Regions from separate parts of the Homo sapiens genome. Here region 2 is linked to region 1. Evidence: chromatin loops called from intact Hi-C (ENCODE). Cell type or tissue: PC-9. All regions are shown on one strand. Links, peaks and the distances in the headings refer to the core of each region. The heading gives the core; the rest is flanking DNA.

What was found. A loop is a pair of places that touch in the nucleus more often than their neighbours do. Peaks named below come from ENCODE experiments on the same cell type or tissue, not always from the same donor. Only the 100,000 strongest peaks of a DNase experiment are listed, where the experiment ranks them.
Region 2: it touches region 1 in a loop (7-fold over the local background); 8 of 110 quality-filtered maps call a loop at or near these places.

Annotation. Positions count from the first base shown.
Region 1 is chr10:24,887,217-24,898,228 of GRCh38, forward strand. All of the region lies in intron 3 of PRTFDC1 (phosphoribosyl transferase domain containing 1), which reads right to left. Among named protein-coding and RNA genes, the nearest start is that of PRTFDC1, 60 kb to the right of the region's middle. RefSeq lists an enhancer at 413-622. In PC-9, for the core only: no CTCF peak of the experiment used is centred there; a DNase peak (open chromatin) is centred at 4,845; H3K27ac peaks cover 831 bases.
Region 2 is chr10:24,808,736-24,819,747 of GRCh38, forward strand. No RefSeq gene overlaps it. Among named protein-coding and RNA genes, the nearest start is that of ARHGAP21, 90 kb to the left of the region's middle. In PC-9, for the core only: no CTCF peak of the experiment used is centred there; a DNase peak (open chromatin) is centred at 6,336; H3K27ac peaks cover 2,229 bases.

The DNA of each region.
Region 1 (11,012 bases), core at 2,210-7,209:
GCCTCGGCCTCCCAAAGTGCTGGGATTACAGGCGTGAGCCACCGCGCCCGGCCGTTAATACTCCTTCTAATAGGGTTTGGCCATGTCCCCACTCAAATCTCATCTTAAACTGTAGTTCTCATAATCCCCACGTGTCATGGGAGGGACCTGGTGGAGAATCATGGTGATTCAATTATCATGGAGAACAACCTCCATGTTGTTCTCATCATAGTGAGTTCTCACGAGATCTGATGGTTTTATAAGGGCTTCCCCCCTCTCCCTTCGCTCTGCACTTCTCCTTGCTGCCACCATGTGAAGAAGGATGTGTTCGCTTCCCCTTCTGCCATGACTGCAAGTTTCCTGAGGCCTCCCCAGCCCTGCAGAACTGTGAGTCAAACCTCTTTCCTTTATGAATTACCCAGTCTCGGTGTGTCCTTATAGCAGAATGAGAACGGACTAATATACCCTCTATCCAGCATGGCTCTCTGTCACATCTCTGCCTGTCAAAATCATAATCATGCTTAGATATCCAAATTAAGTTCCACTTTCATTATAAACTATCACCTGAACCTCACCCCACCACAACTGTAGGCCAGAAGTGATCTCTCCAGCCAACCCACTTCCTTTGCATGTAGCACCCGTTCAGGCAGCACTGGTTACTTCCTTGTTATATTAGCTACCCCTTGTTCACTGCATATGCATCTGTTCACTTCTGTGTTTTTAAATTTTAAATTTTTGTAGTTTTTGTAGAGACAGGGTCTCACTATATTGCTTAGGCTGGTCTCAAACTCTCGGGCTCAAGCAATCCTCCTGCTTCAGCCTCCTGAGTTACTGGGAATGACTAATTTTTGTATCTCTATAGAGACAGGGTCTTGCTGTGTCATCCAGGTTGGTCACAAACTTCTGGGCTCAAGTGGTCCTCATGCCTTGGCCTCCCAAAATGCTGGGATTACAGGCATGAGCCTCTGCACCAGGCCCACTTCTGCTGTTTTGAAAGCAGCTCGAGGATAGGGACTTTACACCTATCTCCTTAAAGATTCCTTAGTACTGAACAGGGCCTTGGACATAGAAAGGAACATGGTGTAGGACTCAAAGAGTGGCTCAGACCCTGCCCTGCCCCTGTCTTAAGCTCCCTGATGCTAGTCTTCTCTTCTAGAAAATGAGTTCAGTGACACCTACCCGTTTGGGTTGTTGTGAGGTTTAATTTAAATGTCATATGTAAAGTGCTTTACCCAATAGGCCCTTGATAAAATGTCTATTGGATTGAATTTGCCTCTTGTATTATCTGTAAAAGGGAAGGGAGCGGACATGGGAGTGAATTAAGGACAAAACCAGACCTGGCACCGAGTGTCTTAGCTTTTATTCCAATACGTTTTCCACTCTCCCAAGCTTTGCTGCCTTTTAATTCTATGAGTAGCTGTCATTCATGTAGCTAAAATTTGTTAGTGTTTACAGAAAAACACTAGAATGTTATTTACTGGGTTCACATTTTCTATACAAATCACTGACCAAAGTCAGATAGGGCTTAGAAAGAAAAGGTATCAATGTACCCTTAGGTCTTGGTAAGCCATAAAGTAACATAATATATAATATACATCAATAATGTGGTGGTATCTCTACATAACTCAACACAGCAAAACTTAAAAGCAGGCAATGGTTTCCAGATGCAATGTGGAAAAAGAAATTATTATGATCAGCTGGAATAATTGACTTAACCAGTTACTTTCTGGGAAACTGTGGCAAACTCATTTGATTTCTCATTTACTTCATCTGGAAAATGGAAATGCTGCTACCACCTGCCTGTTATGGTCTGAATGTTTGTTACCCCCCTCCCCGACCCTGCCCCAAATTCAGATGTTGAAATCGAATCACCATGATACTAGGAGGTGGGGACTTTGGGGGGTGATTAGGTCATGAAGGCTGAGCCCTTGTGAATTAGGATTAGTGCCTTTAGAAAAGAGACCCCAAAGAGCTTGCTTGCCCCTTCCACCAAGTGAGGACACAGCAAGAAGGCACCATCTATGGACATGAAAGTGGGACCTCGTCTATGGCCATACCACCTAGAACACGCCCGATCTCGTCTGCAAGTGGGCCCTCACCACACACTGAATCTGCCAGCGCCTTGATCTGGGAATTCCCAGACTCTAGAACCATGAGAAAGAAATTTCTGTTGTTTATAAGCCACCCAGTCTATGGTATTTTGTTACAGCAGCCCATACGGACTAAGACAGCACCTTACCCACTTCTCAAAGTTACATAAGGAGCCAACAAATTACTGATATATGCAAATGCTAGGAAAAATGTAAGAAACTTTAAGCAAAAAATTATTAACAATATCATTAGGCATAATATAGAGCTAAGGGGAAAAGGCAATTGATGTGAAATAGAAAGTGGAAGACTTGAAGGGCAAATATCAAGTGTTTTATGCATTGTTATTACTTTTTAGGCTTAAGGTCTTTGTTCAGACTTCTCCAGGTCTCAAATGAGACATGAACACTGTGGAAGAAAGTCAGAGAGCAGAATGTTTCTAGAACCACCTTCCATTTTTCAGAATAAGAAAAGATGGCTTATTTGATGTAGGCATGTTGATTGGCAGTGCAGGCTTGCAAATTCCTTCAGTATTAAGTCATGTCTTCAAAACTGGGTGGGGTGCTGAGTTATTAAATTTTTTCTTTTCCTCTGGAGGCTAAGGGCTTGGAAAGCTGGAGGCTACATGTGAAATGAGTTGGGTGGTCTTGGGCAAATTCTGTGTAAACAGCGTTGCTCATCTAAAAGTAGCACAAAACACTGCACATCTGTCTGTCCATATTATCCAAGCAGAATCTGGACTCCATTAATGTGCTGAGGAATAAATGTATCCTCTAATAAATGTTTTTGAAATCACAGTGAAAAGGAAGTTCCAGGACCCCTAAGGAAATGAGACTCTGCTGTACCAATTTGTTGGCGGAAGCCTGGAAGAGGAGTGGGAGAAGGAAGCCGACCACAGCTGTGTCTGACTTAGGTTGTGCCTTCTTTGAGCATGAGAAATGTGAGGTTCGATATCAGAAGCTACTATTGAGTACCATAGTCTAGGCTGCCGATGAGCAATGCAAAATCACCTGGGGAAGGTGACCTCTGCTCTTAGGTTTTTGTGGGAGGATCTAGGAACAGCTCTTCAATGAGACATTCCACTGAGGCTGCATACTGGGCAACTGCTGAGCTCCAAATGTCAGGCACATCCACACTACATGGCCTAGCAAGGGCCAGTGGCTATGGAACAAGGCACGTGGGTTGTCCAGTTTTTGCATTCAGATATTGCTAGTACATAAAACATCTACTCTTCTCTCCCTCTGTCCCCATCAAATATTTCTGGTCATTGGCTGATGAGCATGAGAGCTTCTGTTTTGTAAGGGAGGGAGGAGAAGAAGTTTGACTGAGTCAGGGTGGCAGGGAAGAGGGAACAGGAGGGAGGGCTATATGAACTCTGTTCCCTGTCTGGCTCCTTTGCCCATAAATTGATTGAACTGCTTTCATCAGAGACTGTAAGATCCTGGGAGGAGTTAAAGGCCAGAAGCAGGTTATATTCAGAACTGTTCAGGGTCGCCTGCCTCTGTGAGAAACCTAGCCCTGCCTGGCAGCTTTGGGCAGCCCTTGGCACTTATATGGGCACTCCCTCAAAAGGCACCATCAGCAAAGGCTTCACTAAGGATCCTAGAAGAGGCTTCTCAGGGAGAACCAGGAAAAGCAGGAACTGCAGCAGGGATTGGCGGAGGAGGTGGCAGATGCTCTGTGGTAACTGCAGCTGACAGGCTCATTTGTGGATGCAAGGGAGGACCCATTTGGGAACCCTGAGAAATTCTCAGGAAGGTGGGAAGAGTTAAACCCAAATCCAATGTACTTTGGGCATAGTCATAAAAGGACCCAATTTTGTATTTACTGACCAGTTATGCCAAGGGTTGAAGCTACATAGAAAATGACAATTGGTGTTAGAAATTTCAGTAACTTATTCAGAATCGATTTATTCTTCTTGTGATCATGTAAATTTAATTTGCTGTAAAATTCATGATATATCATGAAACTCCACTGAGTATGGGTATATATCCTTACATATACAGGATATATACCCTTAACATAATGCAGTTTATAAAACTGTTTCCTAATATAACAAAACCTTGCTTTTTAATTTTAAATGATTTGAAGGGAATGACTTTTATTGCTGTAGTTTAAAAATGTCATTATACTTTGGATAAGCCCCTGTGACTTCTGCTTCTTGCCTAGATGGAGTAACAAAGACCAGATTTATCCTCTTTCCTTAAAAATAAAAAAGACAGGCTCAGGCTGGGTGCAGTGGCTCCTGTCCATAATCCCAACACTTTGGGGAGCTGAGGCAGGATGATGGCTTGAGCTCAGGACTTCAAGACCAGCCAAGGCAACATGAAACCCAGTCTCTTAAAAAAAAAAAATTAGCTGTTGTCCCAGCTACTCGGGAGGCTGAGGTGTGAGGATTGCTTGAGCCCAGGAGGCTGCAGTGAGCTGTAATCGTGCCACTGCATTCCAGCATGGGCAACAGAGTGAGAACTTGTCTCATTAACAACAACAAAAAAGACAAAATATATGAAACAACAGTTTCAAGATACTAGACATCAAGCAATAAAGGACAGAAATCCTTGCAAGACAGAGATAAATAAGGTGGGCCCTACGATTGCCTCAGCTTACTGTCCTGCTAGAGTTCTCAGGCCACTTAACATAACCTCCCCCAGGTTTGTCTGTGTTGTCACAAATGACAAGATTTCATTATTTTTAATGGCTGAGTGTGTATCTACCACATCATCTTCATTCATCTGTTGATGCACACTTAGTTTGGCTATTATAGTGAGTCATGCTGCAATAAACATGGGAGAGCAGGTATCCCTTTGACATACTGATTTTGTTTCCTTTGGATAAATGCCCAGCAGTGGGATTGCTGGATCATATGGTAGTTCTATTTTTTTTTTAAGAAACAGGATCTCATTATGTTGCCCAGGCTGATCTTGAACTCCTGGGCTCAAGCAATCCACCCACTTTGGCCTCCCAAAGTCCTGGGATTATAGGCATGAGCCATTGCAACTGACCTAGTAGTTGTATTTTTAATTTTTTGAGGAACCCCCATACTGTTCGCCATAGTAGCTATGCTACATTCCCAAAAACAGTGTATAAGGGTCTCCCTTCTCTCCATCCTCATCAGCATTTGTGATTTTTTTTTTGTCTTTTTCATAATAGCCCTTCTAGCGGGTGTGAAGTGGTATCCCATCTGGTTTTGATTTGCATTTCCCTGAAGATTGATGACATTGGGCATTTTTTCATGTACCTATTGACCATTCGTATACGAGTGACATTCTTCATAGAAACAGAAAAAATAATCTTTTCCTGATTCTTACGGGAAAATGACACCGAGGCCAAGTAGGTGACACAGTCCTGGTCTGCAGTCACATATTTCTCAAGCACTCCTAACTCAACAATTCAAATTTAGTAACAAATTGTGCGTATGATAAATCCACTGGTCCACAAGCAGAAAGAGACTGGGGTATTTCACAAGGCAAGTGGCAATGAAGTCAGTATTCTTCAGTAGAAAACTGGCATTTTAGATTCTTATTTCTGGGGCATTAAAGACCTAAAAGCCAGTGTTGGTACCACTGGCAAGCATGGGTACATATTAAGGATACACGAGTGATTTTTAAACCCGCCACATAAAATGTTTGATTTTTATCACTCCAGTTTATATTTGGCTGAGGAGTATGGGGAGAAAGAGTTTCTAAGATCTCTTAAAACCCTGGGATCTAGCTATCCGTAGATAAGACAATCCACCCAAATTTTGCTCATACAGTATCAGTCTTTGTAATAGCACACCTGACTGAAAGAAAAATAGAAGTAGCACATCCTATGTTACATAATGTTATATATTTGAGAATGAAAACTCACTTGAAATTCAAACACAATTTAAGAGGAAGGTATCCAAACTTGAAAAAATTTTCATGAGTCCATCTCTTAATAATTAGATAGGCATGTATAGTCAGAAAGTTTCTGAAAACACTGATTCTTTTGTTCTCTCTCTCTCTCTTTCTCTCTCTCTCTCTCTTTCTCTCTTTCTTTCTCTTGGCAGGGTCTTGTTCTGTTGCCTGGGCAGGAGTGCAGTGACGCAATCATAGCACATTGCAGCCTTGAGCTCCTGCACTCAAGCAATCCTTCTGTTTAGGCCTCCCAAGTAGCTGGGACTACAGGCGAGTGCCACCACAACCAGTTAGTGTTTTTTTGTTTTGTTTTGTTTGTTGGTTTGTTTTGTAGAGACAGGTCTCAATAGGTTGCCCAGGCTGGTCTCAAACTCCTGGCCTCAAGTGATCCTCCTGCCTTAGCCTCCTACAGTGCTGCAACAACAGGAGGGCCACTGTGCCCAGCTTCATTTTCTTGTAACTAGAAGAATATGTTTCATTAGCTTATAATAGTAATAATAATAGCTAGTCTAACCTTTATAGTGATGGATACTGTGCAGGGTCGTACTTACTTGATCTCATTTTCTAGATGAGAAAATGGAATCTTAATTAAATCGTTGGTCCAAGCTCACTCAGTAATTGGCAGAGCCTGAATGTGAACCCAGGCCTGCCCCACAGCAGAGCCCTCCTGTTTGAGCATTATGTTGAACTTCAGGGAAATGACACAAATCCATACAAATCAACTTGGCAATGCTGGCGGTAGCAGTGCTCAACATGGGCACCCACAGTTTGTCACCTCATGACGTCTATTGGAATGTACTTGGGTCAAGGCAGAGGAGGTGCAGAAACTGCTTGTCTCCTGATAACATTACTGTAGTCCTCAAAGGAAGTGTGAAAATAGGACTTCATTGGCCGGGCGCGGTGGCTCACGCCTGTAATCCCAGCACTTTGGGAGGCCGAGGTGGGGGACCACGAGGTCAGGAGATGGAGACCAGCCTGGCCAACAAGGTGAAACCCTGTCTCTACTAAAAAATACAAAAATTAGCTGGGCGTGGCAGCATGTGCCTGTAATCCCAGCTACTCGGGAGACTGAGGCAGGAGACTCGCTTGAACCTGGGAACCAGAGGTTGCAGTGAGCCAAGATCATGCTGCTGAACTCCAGACTGGCGACAGAGCTAGACTCAATCTCAAAAAAAAAAAAAAAAAAAGAGAGAGAAAAGAAAATAGGAGGGCACTGCTGGCCCTTTGGCCGTGGGAAGTGCTGCATGAGCTGTGAGTCATGCTCTTAGGCTTCGGCCTCTGTGGATGCTGACCACTGACCATCACCAGCAGGCTCTGGACAGGCAAGGTGGGTTTTGTCTGTCACAGTCATGTGTAGTCAGTGGAGAAGAGTGGTTTCTTTTTCCACTTCATGCAGCTCAGAGTTCTGTGAAGGCACCCGGGAGCCAATCTCGGTTTGTGGATGAGGCAAAGTGGCTCACAACCAGGTTCCTGCTCTGCGATCCCCAGGGCAGCTCCATTTTTGAGGTTTTATGGAAGACATCACTTAAAATGTTTCAGTGCTGAAAAAAAGTTTGAAAACCACCCTCCTCCTGGGAGACAGCATAGGATAGTGGTTAAGATCGTGGCTTTGGAGTTTGACAACATGGGTTCAAATCGAGGCTCCGCTCCTGTGGATTGTGTATGCCTTGGGCAAATGAACCCTTTTGAGCCCCAAATGCAGCCTGGCTCAGAGTGGGCATCAGGAAGTAGTGGCGACACACACCACTGTCTGGCCCCACCCGTGGGTGGTGAGATAGAAGGAAACCAGGTTAAACTCAAAGAGAGACAGAGAAGCCGAGTGGTTCATGAAAGAAAACCCTGGGCTTGGCTTCCCAGACAGGTTTGAAGCAGAGAGGGGTTTGCCTACGTCGTACCAGTCAATGTCTCCTAAGATCACAAAACTGGATGCCACCTTAGAGAAAAGGCAATCCTTGTCTTGTTATAAACTGAAAACTGAGGCCTGAGGAAGTTGTGCTTTGTACCAGATTTAAATTAGAAAGCTATATCCTGCAAAACATTCTATTTTTATATCCGAGTAGGATTTGTCCTTCTTCTGGAAATCTCCACTTTCTTTTTTTTTTTTTTTTTGAGATGGAGTCGCTCTTGTTGCCCAGGCTGGAGTGCAATGGCATGATCTTGGCTCACTGCAACCTCTGCCCCCTGGGTTCAAGACATTCTCCTGCCTCAGCCTCCTGAGTAGCTGAGGTTACAGGCATGCACCACCACACCTGGCTAGTTTTGTGTTTTTAGTAGAGATGGGGTTTCTCCATGTTGCTCAGGCTGGTCTTGAACTCCTGACCTCAGGTGATCCACCTGCCTTGGCCTCCCAAAGTGCTGAGATTACAGGTGTGAGCCACCACGCCCAGTCTTCACTTTATTAGTAGTTTTCTACGCCTTAGAGAATGTGGGGGGTGGTGCATGAACGGCCTTGCTTAGGGAAAAGGAACAGCACTGGAACAGAAGAGAAAGAAAACCTAAAAACCTAGGAGGGCAAGAGCTGGGGTGGATATATATATATATATATATATATATATATATATATATATCTGTAAATACATACACATGCATACACACATTCTCTATCCATATATCTAGAGAGGGAGACTGATTAAAAAATGGAAATCAATATCCCTTGATGCAATTTTTAACCCATTACAACAATAATATGAGTACAGACCTTCCATATAAAAATGTTTTCACATAATTTTCAGACACCTGGAAGTTATGTCAACGCATATTTAATCTAAAAACAAAATAAAACTAGTTCCCCCCCTTCTTTCTTTCACTGCACTGACACAGTGAAACATCTCTGGCCTCAGCTAACTCTTTGGCCACATGGTGCTCCCACCACACATGTACAGAGAAGGGCTTTTGGTCCTGGGAAACTAGGGCACAGAAGTCAACAGTAGGTGTTCTAGAACAGGGGTCCCCAAACCCCAGGCTGTGGATTGGTACTGGTCTGTGGTCGTTGGGAACAGGGCCACACAGCAGGAGGTGAGTGGCAGGAGAGGCAGCATTACTGCCTGAGCTCTGCCTCCTGTCAGATCAGCGGGGGCATGAGATTCTCATAGGATCACAACCCTATGGCGAACTGTGCATGCGAGGGATCTAGGTTGCATGTTCCTTACGAGAATCTAACTAATGCCTGATGATCTGAGGTGGAAGAGTTTCATCTGGAAACCATCCCCCAACCCTTCCCTAGTCCATGGAAAAGCTGTCTTCCACAAAACTGGTCCCCGGTGACAAAAAGGTCGGGGACTGCTCTTCTAGAGGGTGCTTCCCCAAGTCTTTAATTAGGAAGAAAGGCCATTTCTTCACTGGGCCTCCTCATGAGAATCCCAGAGTTCACTAGCTCAACTGCTGACAGTGCCATGCTAGTTTTAGTCTTTTCTTAATGGAAAGGGAGAAAAAGATGAAAGCAAATGCATCTTATTTGGAGGCACTTCAGAGGAAAGTCAGAAAGTATGTCACTCGGTCTGTTGTGAGGAGCACTGGGTGGTCAAGCACTAAACACTCTGGAAAAATCCTGAAATGTCCTCTGTGAAATTCAAGGTCTTTCCAATACCAAACAAAAGTGCATACCACTTAGCGTGTTCTTCTAAAAAGTTGAAAAGGCCGTGTGTACCTTTCGCCTGTAATCCTAGAACTTTGGGAGGCCAAGGAGGGAGGATCCCTTAAGGCCAGGAGTTTAAGACCAGCCTGGACAACATAGCAAGACCCTGTTTCTACAAACAATTTAAAAATTAATCAGGTGTGGTGGTGCGAGTCCGTGGTCCCAGTTACTCAGAAGACTGAGGTGGGAGAATTGCTTAAGTCCAGGAGTTCAAGACTAGCCTGGGAAACATGGCAAAAACCCATCTCTACAAAAAATACAAAAATTTGCTGGGCATGGTGGCATGTGCCTGTAGTCCCTGCCACTCAGGAGGCTGAGGTGGGAGGATCGCTTGAGCCCAGGAGTTTGAGGCTGCAGTGAGCAATTATGAAGCCACTATACTCCAGCCTGACAGAGCAAGAATCTGTTTCAAAAAAATAAATAAATAAATGAACCATCCCCCAGATGGAGAGCATTCTGAACCAGTAGAAGTCCCCTCCTTGGAGTCAGTTAAAAGGCATTCCTATTCCTAAGTCTATCTCTAAGTCTATCCCTATCCCTAAGTCTAAATTTAACAAAAACCAAACAAAATAAAAAGGTACTCCTACTACCTGCTGTCCTCTTTTAGGATGTTCACTGATGGCTTCTCTTCCCCTCCTCTCAGAATTAAGAAGGTTGTGGTATTTAGGATAAAAAATGAGGCAATGTGATGTTTTGGCAAAACCCTTTGATGGCAGGAAACCCTGTTAGCATTTTGATAGAGTGAGTCAGCCATTGAGGCCTTCAGGGGAGTGATAAGAGTGTCCCCAGCATGACACTCCACAACTTGATGGAAATCCGGGGCTTCTTTGTAAGCATAACTGTTTTTCCCAAGAAGTGCAAACTAAAAACACAATGAGGTGGCCCTTTTGGCCTATAACATCGAGAAACATGTTAAAGAAATATAGTGATAATATCTAATATGTGGCAACAACGTGAAAAAATAGACGCTTTCTTTCATGAATGACTGTCAGATATATACATGAAATGCAACTGTTTGGCAGGGAAATTTGATCATAAGGTCTCAAAAGCTTTCAAAGTGCATGTGGTCTTAGCAGCAAGTCTAATGGGACAGTCAGAGAGGTGCACAATATTTTATGAATAAGGATGTTTATCACAGCATTATTTATGGTGCAGGGCGTCTTTAAAGAATCTAAGTGTCCTATAATAGAGGAAGACTTGAAAAGTATGTAAAGGTGTGCATATCACGGGATGCTTACCAGCCATTAACAGTGATCTTGTAAAGTACTTTTTTTTGATAAGTGTCCAATTCAGGATTTTCTCAGCTGCAAGTGACAAGAACTCCATTTGAACTAATTTAAACAGAAAGGTGACTGATGGAAAAGAAGAGCTGAGGCTGTGCGCAGTGGCTCACACCTGTAATCTCAGCACTCTGGGAGGCTGAGGTGGGCAGT
Region 2 (11,012 bases), core at 3,400-8,399, 77 kb before region 1:
AATATGCTCTGAACAACTGACCGATTTCTATAAATTTGTTTTTTCACATGTTGTTTGTTCACGTAAATATTTTATAAGTTTGTTTAAATTTATTTTTCACTGGAAACCATGAAAAGCCATAGTTAATGCTAGAAAAGTAAGTTCATTCGGCTTAATGCTCTATCCCTTAATTGCTGCTCAATCTACTGCTATCCAGACGCTTGTGAAAGCAAGTGGATCTGAAGTTACCAATTGCTAGATCAGAACAGAGCCTGCGGGGAACCATCTTGACAGTTCTATTTTAAAGCCTAATCTGTTCCCATTCTCTGCTGCCTCCCTCGTCTTCTTCTGTTTTTTAATGTTCAAAAAATAAAAAAACAAGGTGGCAAAACCCAAGATTACTTGGCAAGAAGGACGGGTGGGAAGTGGAACATAATTAGCTTTCTTTTTTTTTTTTTTTTTTTTTTTTTTTTTTTTTTTTTTTTTTTTTTTTTTGAGACGGAGTCTCACTCTGTCGCCCAGGCTGGAGTGCAGTGGCGGGATCTCGGCTCACTGCAAGCTCCGCCTCCCGGGTTCACGCCATTCTCCTGCCTCAGCCTCCCAAGTAGCTGGGACTACAGGCGCCCGCCACTACGCCCGGCTAATTTTTTGTATTTTTAGTAGAGACGGGGTTTCACCTTGTTAGCCAGGATGGTCTCGATCTCCTGACCTCGTGATCCGCCCGCCTCGGCCTCCCAAAGTGCTGGGATTACAGGCGTGAGCCACCGCGCCCGGCCAGCTTTCTATGTGATGTTATTTTTAATGCCATTCCAACCTTCAAATATCAGTTGGGAGGGGAGAGTTTAGAATAAATCGGTAACTTGATTATTAAAAGAACCCTTCTCTGTTTGGGAAAAGAATAACTGTCCCAGGAAAAGGGGGCTCACAGGGATGCTCTTTCCATAAACACCTTTATACTCTTCTTTGTTGGTTGTAAGAAAAATAGCATTCAGGGGCCAGAAATGGAGAGAAGACAGGGATTTCCTTTAGCAAAGGAATTGCAGGGAATTTGGGTTCTTAGGATCAGTGGTCAAAGATAATATTCTTTTACTAGGGCAATTAGAGCTAGCAGAAGATCCATTTATTCCAGCAGCAGAGAAAACTGTGCAATGGCTTTAAAATTTTTTTTATTTTTATTTTTTTTGAGACAGGGTCGCCCAGGCTTGGGTGCAGTGGCACACTCATAGCTCACTGCAGCCTTGACCTCCTGGGCTCAAGCGATGCTCCTGCCTTAGCCTCCCCAGTAGCTGGGATTACAGGTGTGCACCATCCTGCCCAGCTAGTTTTTAAAATTTTGTGTAGAGACAGGGTCTCGACATGTTGCCCACACTGGTCTCAAACTCCTGAGCTCAGGGCAATCCTCCTTCCTTGGCCTCCCAAAGTGCAGGGATTATAAGCAGCCTGTGCAAAGACTTTTAATGCCAAAGCCGTTGTGTAAAAGTTGAGCATAAGCCCCACAAGGCTTTTAGACTCTGAAGAACAAGTTGAGTGAATTAAGTTTATTTCCTCCTTTGCCCTGTTTATGAACATCAGAGTCACATTTAATAGTAGTGAAAACTGGAAATTTGGACAGTGAGGAAAAGTTACATCTGTGTATTTGGACTTAGTTAAGTCATGTTCTTCTAAATTCTACTTACTCTAAACTTTATTGGCAACTATTGATATATTGTGTTTGTTAGATATTTATTCTTTTTTTTTCTTTTGAGACAGGGTCTTGCTGTGTCACTCGGGCAGTGGCATGCTCATGGCTCACTGCAGCCTTGACATCCCAGGCTCAAGCAATCCTTCCATCTCAGCCTCCCTAGTAGCTGGGACTATAGGCATGCACCACCACACCCAGATAATTTGTGTATTTTTTGTAGAGACAGGGTTTCACTGTGTTGCCCAGGCTAGTCTCAAAACTCCTGGGATTAAGTGATCCACTTGCCTTGGCCTTCCAAAGTGATGGGATTACAGGCATCAGCCACCACACCCAGCATCAGAGATTTATTCTGATAAGTGGATACACATGGTTTTTTTACATGTACATAGATGTATAGATACACATATATGTTTTAGAGCAAATGTTTAGCTTAAGGCTCCTCGTGCAAAATGTTCTGTTGAGCACCACTGCAGTCCAAGGAAAAAAACAGATGGTTGGTTCACTTTCCACAACCAAGCCCAAAACCCCATTTACCAATCAAAATTGTAGGCACTATGCTTAAGAAAAAATGATCAATGTTTCTAAGCCAACCCAAGCCTCAACTGTCCCACCTAAACAGTTGCCAAGACTTGATATGAATGTTCACCTATGAAACCTGCCTCAGTCTTTCTTGACTCCTATTTCTAGCCTGGGAGCCGATATTTCTTGTTTTTTTTTTTTTCATTATTCTTATTTTTTAAGACAGAGTCTTACTTTGTCTCCCAGGCTGCAGTACAGTGGCACGATCTCGGCTCACTGCAACCTTCGCCTCCTGGGTTCAAGCGATCCTCCTGCTCAGCCTCCCAAGTAGCTGGGACTACAGGTGCCCACCACCATGCCTGGCTAATTTTTGTATTTTTAATAGAGACAGGGTTTTGCCATGTTGGCCAGGTTGGTCTCGAACTCTTGACCTCAGGTGATCCACCTGCCTTGGCCTCCCAAAGTGTTGGGATTACAGGCATGGGCCACCACGCCCAGCCTCCTGTTTTTTATTTTTCATTCTTTTAAAATAAAGATAGGATCTTGCTATATTGCTTAGGCTGGTCTCGAACTCCTGGCCTCAAGTGACGCTCTCATCTCGGCCTCCAAAAGTGTGGAGTTACAGGGGTGAGCCACTGTGCCCTGCCAAGTGTTTCATGTTCTGATGAATTAAATATGTGTCCTATGGGAGGTGGGCCATATGAACAACCCGAAAGGACAACACAGTGTTCATAGAGTCACCCTGCAAATTAGCCTCACGGCTGTCATGGTGTGAAATGACGGGGTGGGACACCCCCTTGACTTTGTTTACTGTAGGGACATCATTTGGCCCCAGAGATCAGTGGCAGGGACAGCCTTTGTAGTTATTAGATTCTGTTGCCTTAGCTCTCTGGGTCCAGAAAGTTGTGAATGGAGATTCCATGTAGAAATTGGAAATTCTTACCCAAAAAATCCCACCTCTGAATAGCCCAGAGGTGCGTACATCAAAGGAGGCCACTGTTTGTTTGTTTTTCTTGGCCAAGTGGGAGGAGGAATGCGGGAGAGCTCAGAACATTCCCAGAGAAAATGAGGGCCCTGACTTGATATGTTGTTCTCGATTCCTTTCTGAGTGAATTCCACGGCCGATAAACTGGCTCGGGCACAACTGTTCACAGCTGCATGTAGGATGTTGCAGGGGACACAATGGCTGCTGTGTGTGCAGGAGGACAAACAGTCCCACACAGGCCTGAGCCTGAGCAACAATGAGCGACAAACGGCCTTCAATACAATGCATTCATTTCCTGTAATAACACTGGGGTAAATGCGGCCTGGGAGGCCAGTTCCACCTGACAGAGACGCTCCACTTCATGCAATCGTTTTCAGAGGCCCGCTTTTCATGAAGAAAGACACATATAAAAAGGAGAGAGATGGCAAGCGGCTGAGGGTTTTCTTTTCCCCTCCTGCAAAGCAAGATATAATTAAAACCATGTATATTTTTAATGCCTAGATAAAACAGTGTGGTAAAAATACTGTCGAGGTGTTAGAAGCTATTTCAATTTTTAGTCTTTCTGACACTAACTGCTCGTGATTCACCATCGCTGCTAAAAATACTGGCAGGCGGCAGCCTGAGCTTCTCTGCTTCCCAGCAGGTAGACTGGCTCTAACGTGAGCTTACCTCCCTGTCCTGCCAGAGCTTCCATCCTCATGTAGGTAAGAGTACTACTGGGAATTGGCTTGACAGCCTATAATAATAATAATTGGCTGGGCGTGGTGGCTCATGCCTGTAATCCCAGCACTTTGGGAGGCCGAGATGGGCGGATCGCCTGAGGTCAGGAATTCGAGACCAGCCTGGCCAACATGGTGAAACCCCGTCTCTACTAAAAATACAAAAAATTCGCTGGGCATGGTGGTGGGCGCTTGTAATCCCAGCTACTTGGGAGGCTAAGCCAGGAGAATTACTTGAACCTGGGAGGCGGAGGTTGCAGTGAGCCAAGATTGTGCCACTGCACTCCAGCTTGGGCGACAGAGCAAGACTCTCTCATAAAAAAAATAATAATAATTAATAAAGCCCTAATAATAATCAAGATGATGATGATAGCTAACATCTACTGAGTGCTTACTAAGTAGCCAGTCTGGGTCTAATTGCCTGAATCCTCATAAGAACCCTATGAGGTAGGGATCATTATTCATCTTGGGTGAGGAACCGAGGCATTGAGAGATTAAGCAACTTGCCCAAGCTCACAACTATTCATCCTTTTCAATATATACCCGGGTTCCGGGTGCAGTGGCTCACACCTGTAGTCCTAGCACTTCGGGAGGCCAAAGCGGGTAGAATGCCTGAGGATAGGAGTTTGAGACCAGCCTGGGCAATGTGGCAAAAATCATGTTGATTTAAGAGCCAATAGTAATAATAATTAATAAAGCCCTAATAATAATAAAGATGATGATGATAGCTAACATCTACTGAGCATTCTACTGGACCACAATTGTGCACCACCATACCCAGCTAATTTTAAAATTTTTTGTAGAGATGTGGGTCTTGCTATGTTGCTTAGGCTGGTCTCGAACTCCTTACTCCAGTGATCTTCTTGTCTTGGCCTCATGAAGTGCTGGGATTATAGGCATGAGTCTCCGTGCTTGGCCTTTCTCCTCATTTTATAATTGAGAGGCATGTGGGCAGGAGTGAAGTGTCCCGGCTAATACCACTCAGGTAGTTCAAGACAGAGCCAGGACTAAAATCAAAGTCTGCTCTTTCTACCTGTATAAAAGAAGAAACTCAGTTAGAACCATTTATTACATACTTACTGAAAACTGAATTAATATCTATACTAATAAGTGTCCTGGCAGGGATTTGATAGGAAAGAAATAGAATGTATGATTTTATGATTTCTACCATCCCAAGGCTTGTGATTTTCCTGAGGACACACAGGATGCATAAATACAAGCCTTGATGGACATAATCTTACCTTGGCAATCCAGCACACACGTAAGAACAGAGGGAATGTGACTTCCAGGATCACCTGCTTAGGATGGTGATAATCCAGGAGGAGATAGACAGGAGGAGTGTGAATTGGTACAGAGAAAGTAAAAAGCATTTGTGAGACGAAGTAGCAAACAGAAGCCATATCTGCTCATTTCTGCTTGCCAGCATAATTTCACCAAGCACCTGGCTCTGTGGTGACGTGCAGATCTCTGGAGGGATGCTTTAAAGACAAAACAGGACAGAGCATATGGCCGTCTGTGTCTCTTACTTGGGTCACCATATTCCTTAAAGATAAATGACCCTTGTCCTTGTCTTTCCTTAAACATAAGATAACTTTTTTTTTTTTTCATTTTGAGACAGAGTCTTACTCTGTTGCCCATGCTGGAGTGCAGTAGCTTGATCTCGGCTCGCTGCAACCTCTCCTGGGTTCAAGCGATTCTTCTGCCTCAGCCTCCTGAGTACCTGGGATTACAGGCACACAACACCACACCCGGCTAATTTTTTTTGTATATTTTTAGTAGAGACGGGGGTTTCACCATGTTGGCCAGGCGGGTCTCGAACTCCTGACCTCAAGTGATCCACCCACCTCAGCTTCCCAGAGTGCTGGGATTGTAGGCCACTGTGACTGGCCAACATAAGATAACTTCTGATGAGTTTAGTGACTATGTTTTTGTAATCTATAACTAGATGGACTCTTATACCTCAACCTTGTTGTGATTCTGCTTCAAAGTAATTACTTTTAATAGCAAAAACCACAATTACATTTGCACCAATATAATAACTTCTGAGTACGTTGGATGTGATCTGTCATCATAAACTCCCCCCTCCTGTATATAAGCTGTGAGCTAAAACACTGGTTGGGAGATTTCTGACAAAATCTCCTCTCTGAAAGACTCCTCCAGAGCTATAGGCCTCAGTCCACAGTCCTCAGTAAGACTTCTGAATAAAACTAACTTTAATTCATTAAAAACTTGTTTTTTCTTTTCTTTCGTCCACACATTCAATGTGGAAATACGATTTGTGCAGAAGGACAAAGAAGCCACGAGTGAAAGCCAGGAGCATAGTTGCAAACAGGTTTGTTTGGCTGGCACAGAGATGATGTATCAAGTCATGAGAAAGGACTTCATGAACAGTGACCAACTTTAAAAATATTCCTGGGGCGGGCACGGTGAGCCGAGATTGCGCCACTGCACTCTGTCCTGGGCAAAAGAGCGAGACTCCGTCTCAAAAAAAAAAAAATATTCCTGTCATACCTTGAGGTAGCTAGCTGTTTGACATTTGAGACACAGAGGCAGGATGTGGTGACTCACTCCTGTAATCTCAGCTCTTTGGGAGGCTGAGGTGGGAGCAAGTCCTGAGTCCAGGAGTTTGAGAAAAGCCTGAACAACATAGCGAGACCCTGTCTTTACAAAAAAATAAACCAAATTAGCCAGGTGTGGTGGCACGCACCTGTAGTCCCAGCTACTCGGGAGGCTGAGGTGGGAGGACTGCCTGAACCTAGGAAGTCAAGGCTGTAGTGAGCTGTGATTATGCCACTGCCCTCCAGCTTGGGTGACAGAGTGAGACCGTGTCTCAAAAAAACCAAAAGCCTAGGTGTGGTGGCTCACACCTGTAATCTCAGAACTTTGGGAGGCAGAGACAGGTGGATCACTTGAGGTCAGGAGTTCAAGATCAGCCTGGTCAACATGGTGAAACCCCGTCTCTACTAAAAATACAAAAATTAGCTGGGCATGGTGGTGCACGCCTGTAGTTCCAGTACTCGGGAGGCTGAGGCAGGAGAATCACTTGGACCTGGGAGGCAGAGGTTGCAGTGAGCTGAGATTGCACCACTGCACTCCAGCCTGGATGACAGAGTGAGACTCCGTCTCAAAACAGCAACAACGAAACCAGACATTTGAGACACTGAAGACTGCCATAGTTTGATAGCTAAGGGACAAACCCAATTATAGGCAAAACAGTGAAATTACCTGCGTGGTTTCCCAGCAGGCCCCATGAGCAACCATTAGTGATCTCAATGGTGTTAATGGAGCTACATAAATCAGTCAAGAACAGTGATGGAACTTCTTACTGTAGTCCAGGTGCAGTGCTGGGCTCCGGGATAGGATGAACAAGATGGACCCAGCCCTGCCCTGAATGTGTGTTCTTTGTAGGTACAGTTCCAGCAAGAAACCAGCTCTCTTTATGTCGTTGAAAAGTAGGGAAGTGTAGCAGTTCTCAGGAGCCGTAAATAATGAATACGTGTTTCACGGCTGTTTAAATGAGTGAATAAAATCGCTGTGCTCATTCTGTCCTGTCACTGTCTCATGCAGTGAAATGGGCATCTTAACCACAGCTTAAAGGGAGCTGAAGACAGCAGGGAGGACTCAGGCCATCCAGCCTGGGATACCCTGCCCGCACATTTCTGTACCAAGAGCCGGTCAACTTCAAAATCAGTCTATGAGAGACCTAGTCATTACAACACACAAGGTTTCCTTCCTTCCTTTCTTTTTTTTTCTTTTTCTGAGACACGGTCTTGTTCTATAGCCCAGGCTGGAGTGCAGTGGTGTGATCATGGTTCATTGTAGCCACAAACTCCTAGGTTCAAGTGACCCTCCTGCCTCAGCCTCCCAAGTAGCTGGCACTACAGGTGCATGCCATCATACCAGGGTTTTTTTTTTAAATTTTTTTATTTTTTTAGATATGGGGTCTTGCTACATCGTCCAGGCTGAATACAAGGTTTTCCGAACAAGCTTCAGACTAGAATCAGAAGGCTCTGGGCTAGTGGAGAGGGCGTACAGGGAGAGTCAGGAGAAAGTCGGTCTGGTGGATGGTCAGCAGATGATGAATCAGTTTTGGCTTTGCCAAGTTATTTAACCTTTCTGAGCCTTAATTTACTCATCTGGAAAATGGGGAAAATACAGAGCAGGTTCTGGAGGCAGGCAAGCTAAAATTTTAATCACTTTTAGCAATTTGACCCTGAGAAACTACTTTCAGCTTCCCTTCGCCTGTTTCCACTTGTGTAAAATGAGAGTGATTATGATCTATCTCAGGGCTATAAGAATGAAATATGATAATACATGTTAAGTGTTTAAGACTGTGTCTGGTGCATGGTGTTTAATAAATGTCAGCAGTATGTATACTAGGATGGGTCTGAGGATTGGAGAAACGGATGCAAAGCACCTAACATCCTGCCTGACACATAATGGGTGGCTGATAAGCATCAGCTATCATGCGACTTTGAGCAACCCGATAAATATTTTTTAAACAAATGCCCACAGGAGGAATGTGTCTTTTTCATCTTTGACTCTCTGCCACTTAGAGGTATTAGTTTCTTATTGCCGCTGCAACAAAATAGCACACATTTAGTGACTGAAAACAACACAAGTTTATTACGATATCTCTGGAAGTCAGAAATCCAAAACGGCCTTCATTAGGCTAAAGTCAAAGTGTCAGCAGAACTGCTTTCCTTTTAAAGGCTGCAGGGGAGACCCTTTCCCTGCTTTTTCCAGGTTCCAGAGACTTCTTGCATTTCTTGGCTCATGTCCGCTTCTTCCGTCTTCACAGCCAGCAGTGAAGCATCTTCAAATTTCTGTCTATGACTCTGACCTCACTTCTGCCATCTCATCTCCTTCTCTGAGTCTAACTCTCCTTCTCTCTCTCTCTCTCTATTTATTTATTTTTTGAGATGGAGTTTCGCTCTTGTTGCCCAGGCTGGAGTGCAATAGCGCGATCTCAGCTCACTGCAACCTCCGCCTTCCCGGGTTCAAGCAATTCTCCTGCCTCAGCCTCCTGCGTAGCTGGGATTACAGGAATGTGCCACCACACCCGGGTTCCTCCTTCTCTTATAAGGAGGTTACGCTGGACTCACCCAGCTAATCAAGGACAATCTCTCCATCTCAAGATCCTTAACTTAAATCGCACATCTGGAAAGTCCATTTTGCCAGGTAAGGCAACATAGTCACAGATTCTAAGGATGATGATGTGGAAGTCTTTGGAGAGCCACAATATCATCGCCACAGTAGGAATGAATGAACGGTGTGCTGCACATAAGCATGGCCTTCTGGAGCTTCTGTTCACCACCTGATCTTGTCCCATTTGTCTCATGCTGAACAAGTCTGCCCTGGACCTTATGTAAATTCCAGGGACATTTGACTTGGCCATAGGCCTTTCCAAATGCTAGCAGTTTAACAGCCTTGCCTCAGAGAAAAAGGCAGTTTATGATGAAAATAACCATCTCAGGCTACTTTTTTTTAAGAGACCGAGTCTGCTGTGTCAACCAGGCTTGAGTGCAGTGGCGCAATCATAGCTCACTGCAGCCTTGAACTCCTGGGCTCAAGTGATCCTCCCATCTCAGCTTCCTGAGCAGCTGGGACTACAGGTGTGTGCCACCATGCCCAGCTAATTTTTTTTTTAATTTTTTAAATTTTTTTGTAGAGACAGATTCTCGCCATGTTGCCCAGGCTGGTCTCAAACTCCTGGCTTCAAGCAATCCTCCTGCCTTGGCCTCCAAAAGCACTGGGATTATAGGCACGAGCCACCCTGCCCAGATTCAGGCTATTTCTTGATTTCTACTTCTTTGTCCCAAGTTAATTATAAGCATCTCATTTGCTATTGATGATACATTTACTTTGTATTATTAGCTAATTAAATATTCATCATAGCTGTGCTGAGGAGGAGGCCTGTTTGTCTCTCTTAGTTTCTTAGATAAATAGAGCCAGGCCTGGAAAGGATCCACTGAGCCTGGAATTATAGCTCAATGTTGTAGCTATCAGAATTACTTGAGTTCTGAGTATTGGCTTCAATATTTTACTTCTTTGCCTCTAATTGGAAAAGAAGGGTGGAACATAGTAGGTCTTAATTGTTGACATCACCGAGTAGAGTTTTGATGAGATTAAAACTCTCTCTGTTCCCCTGTCTGTGGGCACACTTTCTTTATTGGTGCCTGACTTGAAAGATACTGTATAAAGCGTTCATGAACTTGGGACACTAAATGAATACGTCTTTGATGGTTTCTTCCCTCAGTGTGGAAATGATTTACCAAGTTATTCTGGCTTCCAGATTAAAAACTGGAACTTCTGGCTGGGTGTTGTAGCTTGCACCCATAATCTTGTCCTCTTTGGGAGGCCAAGGTAGGAGGATCGCTTGAGCTCAGGAGGTTGAGACCAGCCTGGGCAACACAGTGAGACCTTGTCTCTACTAAAAAAAAATTAGCTGGGGATTGTGGCACATGCCTGTTGTCCCAGCTACTGGAGAGGCTGAAGTGGGAGAATTGCTTGAACCCTGGAGGTGGAGATTGCAGTAAGTCATGATTATGCCACTGCATTCCAGTGACAGAGTGAGACCCTGTCTCAGAAAAAAAATCCCCAAAAACAAAAAACAAAAACCCAAAAGCAAAAACTGAAACTTTTTTTTTCTTTTCTTTTCTTTAAAGTAGAGATGGGATTTTTGCCCCAGCTGGTCTCCAACTCCTGCTCAGGCAATCCTCCTACCTTGGCATCCCAAAGTGTGGGGATTACAGGTGTGAGCCACCGTGGCTGGCAATAAAACTGGAACTTCTTTTAAAAATTTTTATTGTAATCAGATCAGAAAATGGTTGCCAAAATAATCTGTACTTAAAAAAAATAAGTTCTGTTCAAATTAGAGCAGCTCCACAACTATTTTAACCATAGATTTGATAAAGGTAACTTTAAAAACTAAAATTTTGTACCCTGATTAAAAAAAAAAAACAAGGTTCTGACAAATATTACCTGGCCATAGAAACATGTAACTATTTCTTAAAGTATGCTGTGAAGTAGCAAGGACTGAGATGAAAGAGAAGGTATCCAGAGATGAATGATTAAAAAAAGTAAGCACTAAATATTTACATGTAACTATGTATTTATATATTTTATC